2 separate regions of the Mus musculus genome follow, and region 2 is linked to region 1. Evidence: chromatin loops called from intact Hi-C (ENCODE). Cell type or tissue: left cerebral cortex. All regions are shown on one strand. Each heading gives the region's core, and the rest is flanking DNA. Links, peaks and the distances in the headings are about the cores only.

What was found. Peaks named below come from ENCODE experiments on the same cell type or tissue, not always from the same donor. Only the 100,000 strongest peaks of a DNase experiment are listed, where the experiment ranks them.
Region 2: it touches region 1 in a loop (3-fold over the local background); 19 of 42 quality-filtered maps call a loop at or near these places.

Annotation. Positions count from the first base shown.
Region 1 is chr11:108,021,997-108,030,341 of GRCm38, reverse strand. The region is part of intron 5 of Prkca (protein kinase C, alpha); the gene reads left to right. Among named protein-coding and RNA genes, the nearest start is that of Mir7223, 29 kb to the right of the region's middle. In left cerebral cortex, for the core only: a CTCF peak has its summit at 4,424; a DNase peak (open chromatin) is centred at 4,400; H3K27ac peaks cover 518 bases.
Region 2 is chr11:108,415,310-108,422,037 of GRCm38, reverse strand. No RefSeq gene overlaps it. Among named protein-coding and RNA genes, the nearest start is that of Cep112, 6.6 kb to the left of the region's middle. In left cerebral cortex, for the core only: a CTCF peak has its summit at 3,279 (motif pointing right); a DNase peak (open chromatin) is centred at 3,296.

The sequences.
Region 1 (8,345 bases), core at 3,204-5,703:
GACAACCTCTGTGGCAGTGTAATTCTGGGAGAGTAATGGCCAAACCTTAGTAACAAAATCAGAGATTACCTGGTATATGAGTGTGGATACCAAGCCTGATGCAGCTTCCCTCGTTTGAGGGCGAGCAGAGAAAGAAAACATACACATAACAGATGACCCATTGATAGTGCATGAGTTACAAGGCTGAGGGGGAGCTAGCTCAGTAGTCATGAGTGTCGACTGCTCCCCAGTGGTCCTGAGCTCTCTTCCCAGCGTCTGCCCCAGGGAATCTGATGTCCTCCTCTGACCCCTGTGGGCACCTGCATACACGTGACATATACTCACACAAAAGCACAAACGTGAATTTAAAAATAACTTCTTAAATAAAATTAATCTGAACTATCTATAGTAGGGGTGATAAAGAGAAGAGACCAGCAGAGCACACAAGGCAGTGAATTGCTGAAAGAATATGCCTATCAAAATGTATTTGAACATTTCCACATAAATTTTAGTAGAAAACAAGAATATGCCATCTCTGTAAAACAAGGTCATTGAGCTGTTTGAATAAAAAGGTAGATATAGAAAGAAAGCAGACACAAACGGTTTTTTGTTCTTGTCTGATTGTTGAATGATGAATTGTTGCATGAGGAGGCAGACGAGATGAAGGAAGGCAGATAAATTCAAATGTTGGCAAAGAAACATAGATTGCAGCCCTGGCAGCAAAAGTCCCAAGAGAAAGTATAGGAAAACCATCAGAGCTGCCAGAGAAACGGGGGGATGCAGGCAATGCGAGGAAACTATGGCGATGGGTGCCACGGAAGGCAAAAAGCAGAACAAGATGGAGGACCATCGCGAATAATCGCTTCGTCCTGGGGTAAAGGAGGAGAACTGAACAGAAAGCAGCCATGGTACCTGATACATGTACGAAGCAGTCAAAATAAAAGCATGTACTCTGCCATAGGAAGACCAATAGAGGAAATGTGCAACCAGGGAACTCGGAACACTGAGTGGTTATAAAGAAGGGAAACAAACACCTCTCCCTCAGAATCATGGGAGCTACAAGAGAAAAGCTGGCTTGGCTGAAGGCACCCCAAAGAGGGCAGCAAGATGAAGTCAATGAAGAGCCCAGCATGGCGGAAATCAAATCATATAGAGTTATAACATGATTAGAGATCGCAGACTCCAGGTAATTTAATAGGCACAGGACCAGAGATTAGTATAGAAGGTAGCACCAATTTAGAACACAGCATGATAGATTCTTCTTGATCATGGGGGTGTGGGGGTTATCGGAAGACACCGTCTCATACCTTGTTTTTATAATCAGAGAAAGGCTGAGTAAGAATGTTTGACATGGGTCTCTAAGGCGAGCAGTAGAATACACACGTCATTTATATTTTCTACCATTATGGGAATGATAAATGCAAACGAAGCAGAGTGTAGCCAAAGACTAAAAAATATAGAACCAAGGAGGCAGAGGGGTGACGGCATTTGCAAAGAAGCAGCCATTGAGTGGGGACTTTCAAGAGCGTGCTGGACTGTTGCAGCGGAGGTGATTCAGTCCATAAAGTGCTAACTGTGCAAGCGTGAGGACTTGAGTTCTGGCCCTCCGCACCCACTTAACGAGCCTGGCACAACGAACGACTCACTCCTGTTAGCCCAGCACTGGGGACGCAGAGACGTGTGGGTAGGGGGTAGCCAATCAGCTGGGTCAACAGAGACATGTGGGTAGGAGATAGCCAATCAGCCGGGTCAAATCAGTGAGCCCAGCTTCAGTGAGAGACTGTCTCCAAAACTAAAGAGAAAAGCAGTGTCCTGAGCCAAAGAAAAAGGAGAACGTGAGCCGCACCGCATTTATCTCCCTCTGCTTCCTGGATGCAGATACCATGTGGCCAGCTGCCTCTGGCTCTGCCTCCAAGACTTCACCACCGTGATGGACTGTACCCTAAACCAATGAGCAAAAGTAAATGCTCTGGTCAGGAATTTTGTCACAGCAATGAAGAGTTGCAACCAACACAGATCCATGAGTACAGAAGTGCAGAGATTTTTCGACAGTGGACAGAGAGCTGCTCTGAGAAGCACAGTGTGGGACATGTGGATGGTTCTAAAATACCTTGGAAACTTGAAACAGTTTAGAATGTTGGCTGCTGCAGGGACTAACAGGGAATTGAATGTGATAAAGCAGATACCCTGAAATTGGAGCCTGCTTATAAATAAACAGAGGCTTCCAGGACTAGAGAGAAGGTGTGGTTCATTCCACAGACGTTGTTGGGAAAATTGTCTAAACGTTTGGAAGAAAAATAAATAAATAAATGAGATCTCCCCTCGTGCTTTACACCAAAATAAATTTCAAGTGCATCTGGAAGTTAATTATTAAAAAAAGGAAACAAAATAATGAAAGAAAACACAGGCGAATACTTAACTACCTTCACGGAGGGCAAGGATTTCCTAAGCCTAAAAGAAATGGAAGAAAGGAAAGAAAACATGTTGGTAGCTTTGACTGTGTGAAAAGATAGACTCCTTTGTGTTTCTAGAAGCCTACGGAATTAAATCTAAACACAGAGCGTGGCAAACAGGGAGAAGGACCACTGTCATGTGCATCCAAACATTCCCTCTAGCCAGTAAGAAACCTGTTTACTACCCTAAAGGAATTGAGAATTAAGTCAGAGAAAAAGAAATTCACATGGCCCAATAGCTATAAAGACTGTTAAGCCTCAAAAAAAAAAAAAATCAAACTTACAATGTTACTCTTTATTTTTCTCACTTTATCTTTAATATGATTTTTGGTAGGACTTTGATACAACTTTGGGGGGAGCAGTTTGGCAAGGGTTTTTATATCTTTTACTCTCCTTCTAAGAATGCAGCCCAAGAAGAAAAGCAGAAATTTATGTATGAAGACAATCAGTTGTTATATACAAAGATGAGGAATTTTTAAACCATGTAAATGTACAAACTGAACTTATTTTAAAGTCTTTGCTACAAAATAGAATGCTGGGCATTAAAAAATGCTTTTTAAAAATTACTTTGGTAACTTTTATTAAGAAGGAATTTTTAACTACCATAAAGTTATGTGAATTCTATAAAAATAAATATTACAGGCTAGAGATATGGCTCAATGATAATGTGCTTACCTAGCATATACAAGACCCTGGGCTTTATCCCCAACATTATAATCAAACAATCAATATTATACTATAGATGTCTTTACAGGAGAGCAATTGTCAATCAGCATAACAGTATGTCAGCATCAATCCTCTGTTTTGGTGGAAGTGCAATTGCCTTTAATCTTTGCCTTTATACTTTGTGCATTTAAATTATTTTATGATGACTATGCATTGTCCCTACAATGAGAAGTAATTATTTCTTAAAATCAATGCCTCCCTATGTTTATATGCAGATCTTATCTGTCTCCCACAACTAGCAAATATTTTTCACAGTCATCTACTTTGGAATTATAGAATATTAGCAGATAACATACGTGTTATTGGAGTACTTAGTGTATGCAAGAGGAGGCTATATTAAAAGGGAAACAGGGCTATACAGTAAGACTATGTCTCAAAGTTGAAGAAAGGAGACAGAGTAGGACGAAAGGAGAAGAGAGGGGAAGAGAGAGAGGGGGGGAGGGGAAGAGAGGGGGAGGGAGGGGAAGAGAGAGAGGGAGGGAGGGGAAGAGAGAGGGGGAGGGAGGGAAGGAAGGAGGGAGCATGAACTGACTGTGCATACCACGCTCATTAAATTCTTTAGCTGACTTTGATTGAGTAGTTGCTGACTCACCATTTGGGGACACTGGATTTACTGGGGCAGAAAGCCACCCTTGTGACAAAGTAGTGGGTTTAGACAGCAGAACATTCAGTGAATGTGTTTTTAAACAATGTACTTCTTAAGTCCTTGAATTCAGGTTTGTGGTCACACAAGGTGGGTATATTCTCAGTGTTGCTCGCTCTTCTTGCCCTTGACTCTGGCCATAAGGAAACTAAGATCATAGAATTTGTGAGTCATTGTTTATTAGCACAAATGAGATCAAATCAGAGTCCGTGCTCGTGACCACAGACAGCATCCGCAAGCTTGGTGCAGTGTGATTAGAGCAAATGCAGCAAGCCAGACAGCCAAGACCCTCCAAGTGACCCACGTCTCATTTGTTGATGCCTCATCTACAATTGTTCTTTGCTGAAGATGCCTTTGCATCTCATTGGGTGAAACCCAGCAAAGCTCCATGTGTAATGGTTGCCCTAGAAATGTGGAGCAAATGGCCCTGCATGGCATATTTTCTTCCTGAAAACTAACAATACATTTTATGTCCCTTAGTCTTTGAGCACTCTGAGACTCTTCAAATCATTTGATGTCTTCTGGGAAAGCACTTGGCTCCTTTTGGCCTGAATTGAGTCTCCTTGGAAAAAGGCCTGTTTGGTTTTTCCCTTGTGTTGGAGTCCCTCCAAATGGACACTCTGTGAACTGCAGCTCAAAGTGAGAGCCTCGAAAGGCCTTGCCCACTCCAGCTCCTGTCAGAATCCAAGAATCTGGCCTGCGTGGCTTTTGCCTTGCCCTGTGTTGACCCTGGGGAGATGCCTGGGGAGGAAGTGTTTTGTCCCTGTCCCCGTGTTTCTGTCAGCCTGTGGAGATCTGATAGACAGGGCTAGCAGGAGGCTGGAAAGCCAGAGAACAGGGTTGTGTTCCAGATAGGGTGTGCCCAGGGATGGGACAGCATGAACCCAGAATCACAGGGCAAAGGTTGTATGGAGACCCGTGTGTGTGGCAGATAACTTCCCCATGCTGCTATGCTCGGTGGTAGGTGTTCAAAACAGTCGAGAGGAGAGTAACCCGTGAGTCTTTGGGAATCATGTGTCAGTCCTGCATGTGACAGGTTGAGTGGAATAAGATATTTGACTTCCTTAACCAGTCAGTTGAAACCAGTGTCGGCTCTGAAGTTATACCACTATTGGCTTGGTAAATCAGAGGATGGAGCATGCTGAAGACTACAGCATGATGTGTTTGTACCTGCTTGTAAACCTAGCCATGGGAAGGCAGAGTATGACGATGGCGGGTTCAAGGCCAGCCTAGGCTATGTAGCAAGCTTATGTCTCAAAAAAAACACAAAATAAAAATAAAAAGCAAATAAAAAGTATTTGTTGAAGTGAATGGTGGGATACTCTGGCTATTAGACTATTATTAGTTTCAAGATCAGACCTCTAGACACAGAGTCCAAGTGCCACTGGAGTGTTGATGAGAAATCTCTCAGTGGTACCCTGCTCCCGAGAGGAGGATGTCATCTCTTCCTGCCTCACATCACACAGTCCAATGCATTCCTCTACAGAGTGTCAACTCTACCTTGTCACTTGCTTGAAGAAAGAATCACTTGCCTCTATCTGGACAGAGTTGACTGCTCTTGGGTGCCAGTTCATGGAGGACTCACATTCACACTAAGGAGAATATGACGTGACCACCCTGGACCAGCACCCTCATTTGCAGTTCTTACCCAATATCAAGCCCCAGCAGGTTCTTGTTCCACACTGTCTAGGTCACTCTCAACTCCCTGGTGGCTTTGCTCCACTCAGGCCTCTGTCACATGGTACTGTAGCTGATAGACAACAGGAATGTGGGACTCAGGCTGGGAAGATCAAGTTCAAGAAACTGGCAGCTGCTGTACCCATGGGGAACCCATTTCCTGATCCTGAAATAATGCCTTCTCATTGGGTCCTCACACGGTGGGAAAAGCTAGCAAGCTCCCTAAAACCTACTTTATACGGGCACAAATCTCATCCATGAGGGGCCCATTCTCCTGACCTAATCACCTCTCTGGACTCTACCTCTTAGTACCTTCACCTGGGGACTAGAAATTAGAGCATATTAATTGGGTGGGGAATCACAAGCGTTCAGATCATAGTGTAAGACTCTTCCCATCTGCCAGGCAGAGGGAGACCAGCCTGGGAGGATAACGTGTTCTACAGGGATGACAATCTGCAGTGTCCCAATGTGAAGAGAGAAGTCAGCTGTCACTGTCCTGAGAGAGTTGGTCTGTGAAGTCTACAGATATCTTTCCGCTAGGGCCTAAGAGTGTCTTCAAATGCCATAGAGAATATAAATTTATATTAAGACATTTGTAGGCAGAGGCAGGTGGATTTCTGAGTTCGAGGCCAGCCTGGTCTACAAAGTGAGTTCCAGGACAGCCAGGGCTACACAGAGAAACCCTGTCTCGAAAAAAAAAATATTAAGACATTTGTGATTTAAGGAGACACAGAATGAGCTGGGGTGACAGCATGCAAGCATGAAGACCTGAATTCAATCCCCCAGAACCTTCAGGATTAAAAAAGGTTGTGGTGGGGGGGGGGGGGAAGAGGATGTGCTTATAGTCTCAGTGCTGGGATGGGGGTGGAGGTGGGGTTGATACAATCGGATCCCTGGGACTCACTGGCCAGCCAGCCTAGCTTATTTTGTGAGCTCCAGGCCAATGAGAAACCCTGTCTCAAGATGGCAGGGTTTATGGCATGTAAGGACCAACAGCCAAGGCTGTCCTCTACACTCTGCACACACACACACACACACACACAGAGAGAGAGAGAGAGAGAGAGAGAGAGAGAGAGAGAGAAGGAGAGCGTCTCAGGGAGTTTTAGGGTGCCTTACTACTTTAAGTTAGAGCCTGCGTACCTCAGGGATTGTAGCCTGAGAACTTCCTATGTGTACCAACTGGAACCTGCTAGATGCTTTCCTCTGCTGGAGTTTGCTGTGCACACCTGATGGCCTGTAGCTTTGTGGTTGGTTCCGCCACAGGGTCCCACTATCGTGTGTCCACCACCACCTCTGACACACCCCAGTTGCATCACGGCTCAGCCTCTCTGCACTGTTTGAGAGTCAGAATCCCTGAACCAGGAGCCTTGCCTTATTGCTAGACAGCTGGACCACCCCCAAAGCATCACATGGGAAGGGCATTCAGCAAATCCCGTTCCGGAAGCAATCTGTCACCCCGGCCGGTTTCCCCGTCAGCATTTGCGGGGAGTTCTGTCTCCTGGCAGGGAACTGGCTCACAGCTCCGTGCTGGAACTGGCAGCCCCTCAGAGACAGTTTCTCCTTCTCAGCATCACCCGATGACGCCCAGAGTCAAGGCGCAAACGAGCCTCAAGAACAGCATGTTCTTCCCAGCAACATGCCGGGGAAAGCTGGGCTTGGAGAAAGCTGAGCGCTCTGTGGTGTCCTGGAGCCCACGATGTGTGCCAAGCTTGCTGTCCAGCCCTTTCCCTCCCGATCCCATCCGTGGCCCAGGTGGGATGCCTTTGAACCTCTTACTCAGTTATGTAAACACACCTGATTTACTACCTGATTGCACAGATTATTGTCAGCTTTTGCCTCCCAGTGCTCCTGGGCACATGCTCCCTAAAAGTCCCAGTTTCTGGAGTGCCTTACAGTATAAAGAATGAGCCCATTGGTGCCTAGTCTTGCTTACTGCTTGCTTAATGGTTCCTAGGGGGAGCTGAAGTGTGGGCGTGGGTATTGCAGGGAGATTTGCCCTGTGGAAACAGGTCGTGGCCAGGTCAGGTGCTTTGAGGAGGAGACTTTGTCCTAGAGAAGGAAAACAGAAACAAGCACAAAAGCACATGAGAGCATGGGGCTGTGCATATCTCCGCCTTATTTTTGAGTCAGGGTCTCTCACTGTCTTGTAGCTCACCAGTTGGCTAGACCGGCTGGCCAGAAAGCACCAGGAATCCTCCTGTCTCTATCTCCCTCCATGTTTATGATACAAGCACATGTATCTTTCTCTAGTATCTTTCATCCAGACATTGCTTTTCTATGGGGAACCCATCTTTCCAAGAGTGACCTCTCTGCTCTCAACACCACTGGATACTCTTAATCCATGTCTTGGTGAAACCAGGGTCTTTCTTAATTCAAACCCTGAGCTGTTAGTTCTGAGGCAGACACTATAGAGACCACTTGTATCCTGAACACCCTATCAGTTTGGCAATTGAACCCCAGAAGCCACTAGGGTCACAACTCTAAGTCAGGTACTAGAGTCCCCTTTGCCAACTTCAAGGCATCAGGCAAACATGCGGTCTATACCCTTTCCCCTCCATCCAGGTACAGCCCTGGATTGACCCTGGTCCTGTTGTGTGTTCACTTGGCCCTCTGTGCTCTGACCACTGTCACCCACCTCCCAAACGAAGGGTATTTGGTCTCATCTCTTACCCCTCACCTCACCTTAGCTGGGGCCAATTTCACCACCTCTTCTCTGGGACTATGTCTACTCTGAGACAAGTGATGCTTGGGTGGGATCTATAAGATTACAGGCTTGTCCTGGCTTGGCCACTCATAATCTTTATGTAGTGGGCTTGTTATTCAGCCTCTTGCCCACCCTTGGGTCCCACTAGCACAGCTCCTGGCTA
Region 2 (6,728 bases), core at 2,285-4,784, 390 kb before region 1:
GTTACACAATCATTTTTAAACATGACCTTATTATCCCATCATATGGATATAACATAATTTGATCAATCTTCTCCTGTAGTTACTAATTCTGGTTCTTATAATATTCCAGTGATAAAAATCTCTGTTGTAGTCTCAGTTGCCAACATATAAGAGATTTGCTTCTCTGGGTGCGGTAGTGCACACCTTTAGTCTCAGCGCTTGGGAGGCAGAGGCAGGCAGATCTCTGAGTTTGAGGCCAGCCTGGTCTACAAAGTGAGATCCAGGACAGCCAGGGCTGTTACACAGAGAAATCCTGTCTTGAAAAACAAAACCCAAGCAAACCCAAACAAAAAGGATGTATTTCATATATGTACATGTATGTATATGCTTGTGCGCACGTGTGGTAAGTGCGGTGGTCAGAAGTCAATGGTAGGTGCTTTCCTCAATCACTTTCCCCCTTAGTTTTTAAGTCTCTCGATGAATCTAGAACTTGCAGATTTGAGGAGGTTATCTGGCCAGCCAGTTCCATGATGCTGTGTCTACCTCCTGCCCTCCCCACCCACCCCATCCTGGGCTTATAAGTCACTGCACCTGGCTTTTATATAGATTCCAGGGATCAAACATAGATCCTCCTGCTTTCAGATCTGTGCTTTATTGACTAACTCATCTTTCCAGCCTATGTAAGAGATTTGCAATAGACATAAAAAAAAAAAAGCAATCCAGCTTTCCTCCCAAATTACTCATTAAACTTATTTTGCAAGTCTCTAAGACATGCAGCAGTTTGAGAGAGTGTCAGAGTCACATTAACAGCTTTTTGGGTCTGTGCAAATTGTATCTTTAAAAAAAAAAAAAAACTAGTATCACTTTTTAATTGGCATTTGCTACTCTTTGAAAATGTTAATGTTTCTTATTAGCCCTCTTTAGTTTCCTGGAGTCTGGTAGAATGTCTTCTGCTCCCTGTTCATCTTGAGGAATCTGACATGATATAATGTGGCGGTTTGAAAGAGAATGGTTCCATAGGCTCATGTGTATGAATGTGTGGTTCCCAGTTTGAGGACTATCGGGTAGAATTAGGAGGTGTGGCCCTGTTGTAGGAGGTGTGGCCTTGTGGTTGGAGGTGTGGCCTTATTGAAGAAGGTGTGTCACTTGGGGTGGGGGGGAACCTTTGAGGTTTCAAAAGCCCCTGCTGCCAGACCCAGTCCCTCAGCCTGCTGCCTACTGATCAGGACATAAAGCTCTCAGCTACTGCTCCGGCACCATGAGTGCCTCTATGTTTCCCGCCATGATGACAGTGTGCAAACAAGCCCCGAATTAAATGCTTTCCTTCATAGGAGTTGCCTTGGTCGCGGTGTCCCTTCACAGCACTAGAACAGTGACTAAGACAGATTAGCAAATATCTTCCTCTACAGTTTCAAATTTTAAAATTTAGCTATCAGTGGCTCTGTACACTTTACTTTTATGTTAAGCTGGTAGTTTGTACAATGAAATTTTAGTCGCGATTCACTGTTTATTTTTATTTTTTTTTTAGCTTTTATTACCTGTATGTACACCCCCACCCCATCATGGGAGGGGGGCAGTAAGAGAACAGCTTGTGGGAGTCACTTGTTCTGCAGGGTCAAACCCAGGTCACTAGGCTCGGCAGCAAACATCTTTATCCACTGAGTTATTTTGCTTGCCCCACCATTATCTATTATTAAAACAGTAGAAGTGAAATCTCAAAGGACTTCCTATCTAGATGGGGAGCAACTTCTAAATACTAAGAATCATTCCTGTGTTGTTATTATATGAACTTATCAGAGACAAATATCAGAACACCCCCATAACCAGTAAATTCCTTAAATTGGATGGGGAAATGACGCAGAACTTTCTATTTAGAGAACACAAAAGTATAAGTTTCATCACAAAAACGGTGAAGTTTAAAGAGAGCAGAGAGGAAAGGCATATTTTCTTTTCCTCATTAATAACAATTGAAAAGGTCACTACCTTTAGTACAGTGACTCTGGGTTCCTTAATTTAAACCAGAGCTAAGCAATATTCATGATTCCATTCCTGTTCAGCCCACTCTCTTGGAGAAACTCATGCTAAGGATTGTTAACAGAAAAATCCCAGCTCTACTTCCGGGCTCCAGCAGTCCCTATGTGCCCCTGGCCAGTGTTGGAACAGAGAGCAACCGGTTAGCAAGGCACTCCAGCCTGCTCTGCACAATGGTCTTACCTGCCAACCTGGGGGACACCAGGCTGCAAAATCCCCACTTTCAAGCACAGTTACTTCCAGTAAGCTCCAGGGGGTGGGGGTGGGGATGGGGGTGGGAGGGCAATCAGAACTCAACTAGAAGTACAGCCTCAAGTCAAAGCTCTGAAGTCTGGGTATCTGGGTTCCGAGAGTCCTTCATGATGTGAGGCAGAAATCCAAGTTACACAACTTCTTTAGCTTCCTTACGGACCAATTGGCAAGATAAGGATGGTTCATAGGGAACATTTTGCTCAGCACCTGATACAAGGACATTTCAATTTCTCGTCTTCCCCAAGTCTTTTGTGAACATTTAGAGATCCAGTGCAATCTTGTCTGCTAACTCGATTGCGTCTGCAGCCACAAAACCCATGCTCCTGGGTGTGCCTGTGTGAGATATTCTTAAACAGAGTATTTGAAGCAAGAGCACCCACCTGGAAGAAGGAAACCGCTTTTTATCTGTTTGCCCTCAATGGAAAGTTGTCTGTTCTGTTGCTGGGGCGTTCCTTTGCCTGTATTAGGACCAACTTCTTCAGGAGTCCAATGCAGACTGACAACCACAGCTCTCCAGGGATCCTCTAGGACTCCAGGGCCATCCTGGAACTGCTAAGACATCCAGACTCGCCAGGGCGGTGGTGGCTCACACCTTTAATCCCAGCACTTGGGAGGCAGAGGCAGGTGGATTTCTGAGTTCGAGGCTGGCCTGGACAGTTCCAGGAAGGCCAGGACTATACAGAGAAATCCTGTCTCGAAAAAAAAAAAAAAAAAAACCAAACAAACAAAAAGACATCTGGACTCCTGGACTGAACAACTATCAGATTCTCAGCCTTTCCATCAGGAGATAGCCATTGTTGGACTACCCGGAGGACAGCCTGCGACCCGTCTAATGAATCCCATTCTCACCAGTGTCATCACCATCTTCTCACCATCATTACTGGGGAAGAGATCTGTATAGCTGCACATAAGTGTGTATGAACATATATGTGTACATACATATATACATATACATATTTTTTCAGTCTATCAGTTCTGTCTCTTTAGACAACTCTAATACACCCAATATGCACCACTAGGAGGCAGCAATAACACAGAGAAAAACTTGTTCGTAATCTCTCTTTCTCTTACAAGCATGCATGTGTGTGTGTGTGTGTGTGAACATTTACATGTAGATTTGGGTCCCAGGGATCAAGCTCCAATTGTCAGGCTTGGTAGCAAGTGCCTGCTGTGCCACCTTGCCATCCCAAATAATTTATTGTTCAAAGGATAACTAGATGAGCTTAGAAAGTTCACATGATGAAAGGCATATATACATATACATGTATATATAATCTATTTACTAAAAATTAAATTTAAAAAACTTTTAAATAACTTGAAGGAAAAAAGAGAGAGATAAAGTAAACTTTGTACCGGGACAACAGAAGTTGGTGACTTAAGGGCAAGATTCTGCCTGCTGACAGCCTGCAGGGAGCAACTGCAAACTTCCCTGAAAATCTTCCATTTAAACAGAAAGTGCCTGAAAATATGGAGCTGCAGAGGTGCCCTGCTCCACACTGACCACTGGAGGAGGCGCTTCTTCCTATGCATCTGCCTATCCCTGCCAGTCAACTTTTACCATTAGCACAGTACTTCCCAGAAGTCCATGGGAAGGGGCTCCGCGGCAGGCTGTCTACATTGGGGTGACCTGTGGATATGTCCTTGCACATTGTCTCATTTAATTTAGTTGATGTGGGAAGACAGTCCATCGTGGTTGGCACCATTCCCCAGACAAGGGTCCCTGAACTGGGTAAAAGTAGATGTATTAATTTGAGTACAAACAAACAAGCAAAGACGTACGCGTTTATTTCTCTCTGCTCTTGACTGGGGATGTTCTGTGTTAGGTGACCAGCGGTCTCAAGGTCCTGAAACTGTGACTTCCTTGCATCATGGGTGTGACCTAATACAAACCCTTCTCTCCTAGGCTGCTTTTTGTCAGAGTATTTTACCACAATAGAAACAAAACAAGAACACACAACAAAATTGAAATTAAACAAAAGTAATATCACTGTAATATGTTTGTGTTTTAGGAAGGAGAGGTGTACTCAGCACTTAGAATGTCTTAATTCTAAATGGATTCTGTTGAAGCAGTGTATTTAATTGCATAACACAGGAAAATGTACAAATTAAGTTGCCCCTGGTTAAGGGCAGATGGATGGATATCTTGGGTGTTGCTTTTGTTGAAAAGGCCAGGATATTTCTATAAATGAATGTTTTCCCTAGATTGAATCTGAATGTTTTTAAAACTTTGTGTGGATTCTTTGTGAGTTTTACGTCATGCACCCCAACCCACTCATCTCCCCTCCCTTTCCTATCTTTCCTCTGCCCTTGTAACCTCCCTCGAAAAAGAAAACAAAAACCCAAAACAAGACATTAAAAAATATTTCCTCGTGGAAGCTGAAGTGTGTCACGGTGTGTCACACAGCATGTCCTTTTGTACACACATCTTTCCGGGCAACGATTCATTGCAATGAGTCCTTGGTCTGGGTTAAGGCCTCGGGCTTCTGCTACACCGTCAATACCAGATCCTCACCAAGCCTCTTCTTGAATATCGTGTTGTTGCCCTGTGTCATGGAGCTCCTGCAGCTTTGGATCTGCAGGACTTTCCTGATATCCAGCAGTACACCACTTCATAGATGAGGGAGAGGTTGGAGTGAGCCAAGTCAAAATCCTACATCTGGTCCTGCGTGGCAGCTGAACTGGTCACCCTGCCAGCTTTCCCACACATCCAGGGTGATCTCCAGCACTGGCCCAGCTAGCTTACCCAATGCTTCAGCCAGCAAAGGGGAGGGGTCTCCCACTCTAATGCTTCTGGGACCAACTTGCCCTCGCCCACACCTCCAGACCCAGTTCTACTATGCTGCCAGTCAAGGTCAGACCCATTCCCTGAGTGCTATACACAGCAAGGGACAGGGCCAGCTCTCTGTGCTCACACCCATCCACACCAGGACATGCTCTGCTGTGCTGCTCAGGCGAGGTGCGGGACCTCTCCTGACTGCTGCAGCCAGTGAGGGACAGGGCCAGCTCTCCATAAATAAATGCTTTGTGTTTTGGTTTTAATCTCAACATTAAATTAGAACTCAGTGGATGTCTTTCAGCAAGTTTTTCTCCTTTGAACTTTCAGCTTTAGATGATCAACTATTAGCAGATGGGATTAAATGAACTTGGAAGACAATACAAAAGTAGATTTTTGGTTTTTTGTTTTGTTTTGTTTTGTTTTGTTTTGTTTTTTAAGTTTTGTTTAATGTATATCTGCATGTACACCTGCATACCAGAAGAGGGCATCTGATCTCATTATGGGTGGTTGTGAGCCACCATGTGGTTTCTGGGAATTGAACTCAGGACCTCTGGAAGGAGAGCCAGTGCTCTTAACCACTGAGCTATCTCTCTAGCCCGGTAGGTTTTTGGTTTGGTTTGGTTTGGTTTGGTTTGGTTTGATTTGGTTTGGTTTGGTTTGGTTTGGTTTGGTTTGGTTTGAAGTGTAAAATGGCAAAAAGCAAGGGAAATAATTTATCTGATGATCAACAGACATTTGTGTTTCTCTGACACTCCTTGCAGAAAGCACATTGGTGACAAAGTATCGTGCATATTGTTGACTCTGACTAGTTGCCCTGGAATACTGTATTGGCTACTTTTCTTCTTATTGCAGCAAAATACCCAAGAAAATCGACATAAGGGAGGAAAGCTTTGTTTGCACTCGTGGTTTCCAAGGAATCTCAGTCCATCAAGGTGGGAAAGGCAAGGGGCTCTGTGCACAGCAGCAGGCGTATGAGGCCTCTTGTTCCCATGACAACAGGAGAAGCCAAAGCAACATAACTGCCAAAATTTGCCCTCTATAACCTCCTCTTGTCAACTAGGCCCCATCTCCCAGAGTCTGCAAACCTCCAAAGCAATGCCAGGAAGTGGGAACTGGACATCCAAACACAAAGACTCGGGGGACAGCTCACATTCCAGTGGTAACATTCCCAAACTCCTGGTCCCCAAAGTCTCAAGCCAACTCTCTCCCAATACTAAGAGCATCTAGCTAAACTTCAGAAATCCCCAATACTGATCAAAAACTCAAAGTGCAAATTCTTCCTAGACTTAAATCAGTGTCTTCACTGTGGACTCTAAAACCAAGAAAGTTAAACACATATAATATGCAATACAAACTAAGTATTCTCCTTCTAGTAGGAAGGAACGAAAGAATAACAAGAGAAGATTGGCCCAAAGGAAGACCACCATCCAGCAGGGTAAAGGGTAAAGTCTGAAACTGTTGCCCAACAACCACAGCGTGGTAATATTATTTGAGCTCCTAAAGGCTTGGGCATCCCTCACCTGTAGCCACAGCATTCTCAACACCTGTACATTTTCTCTTGGGCAGGCTCAACGTGGTGCTTGCCGCTTTCCTCTGCAGACATCCCATGTTCCTGGCATCTCCAACATTCCGGGAGATTAAAGCCTAGCTTTTGCCATCACAGTTTCACACAGTGACTCCTCAGGGTCAG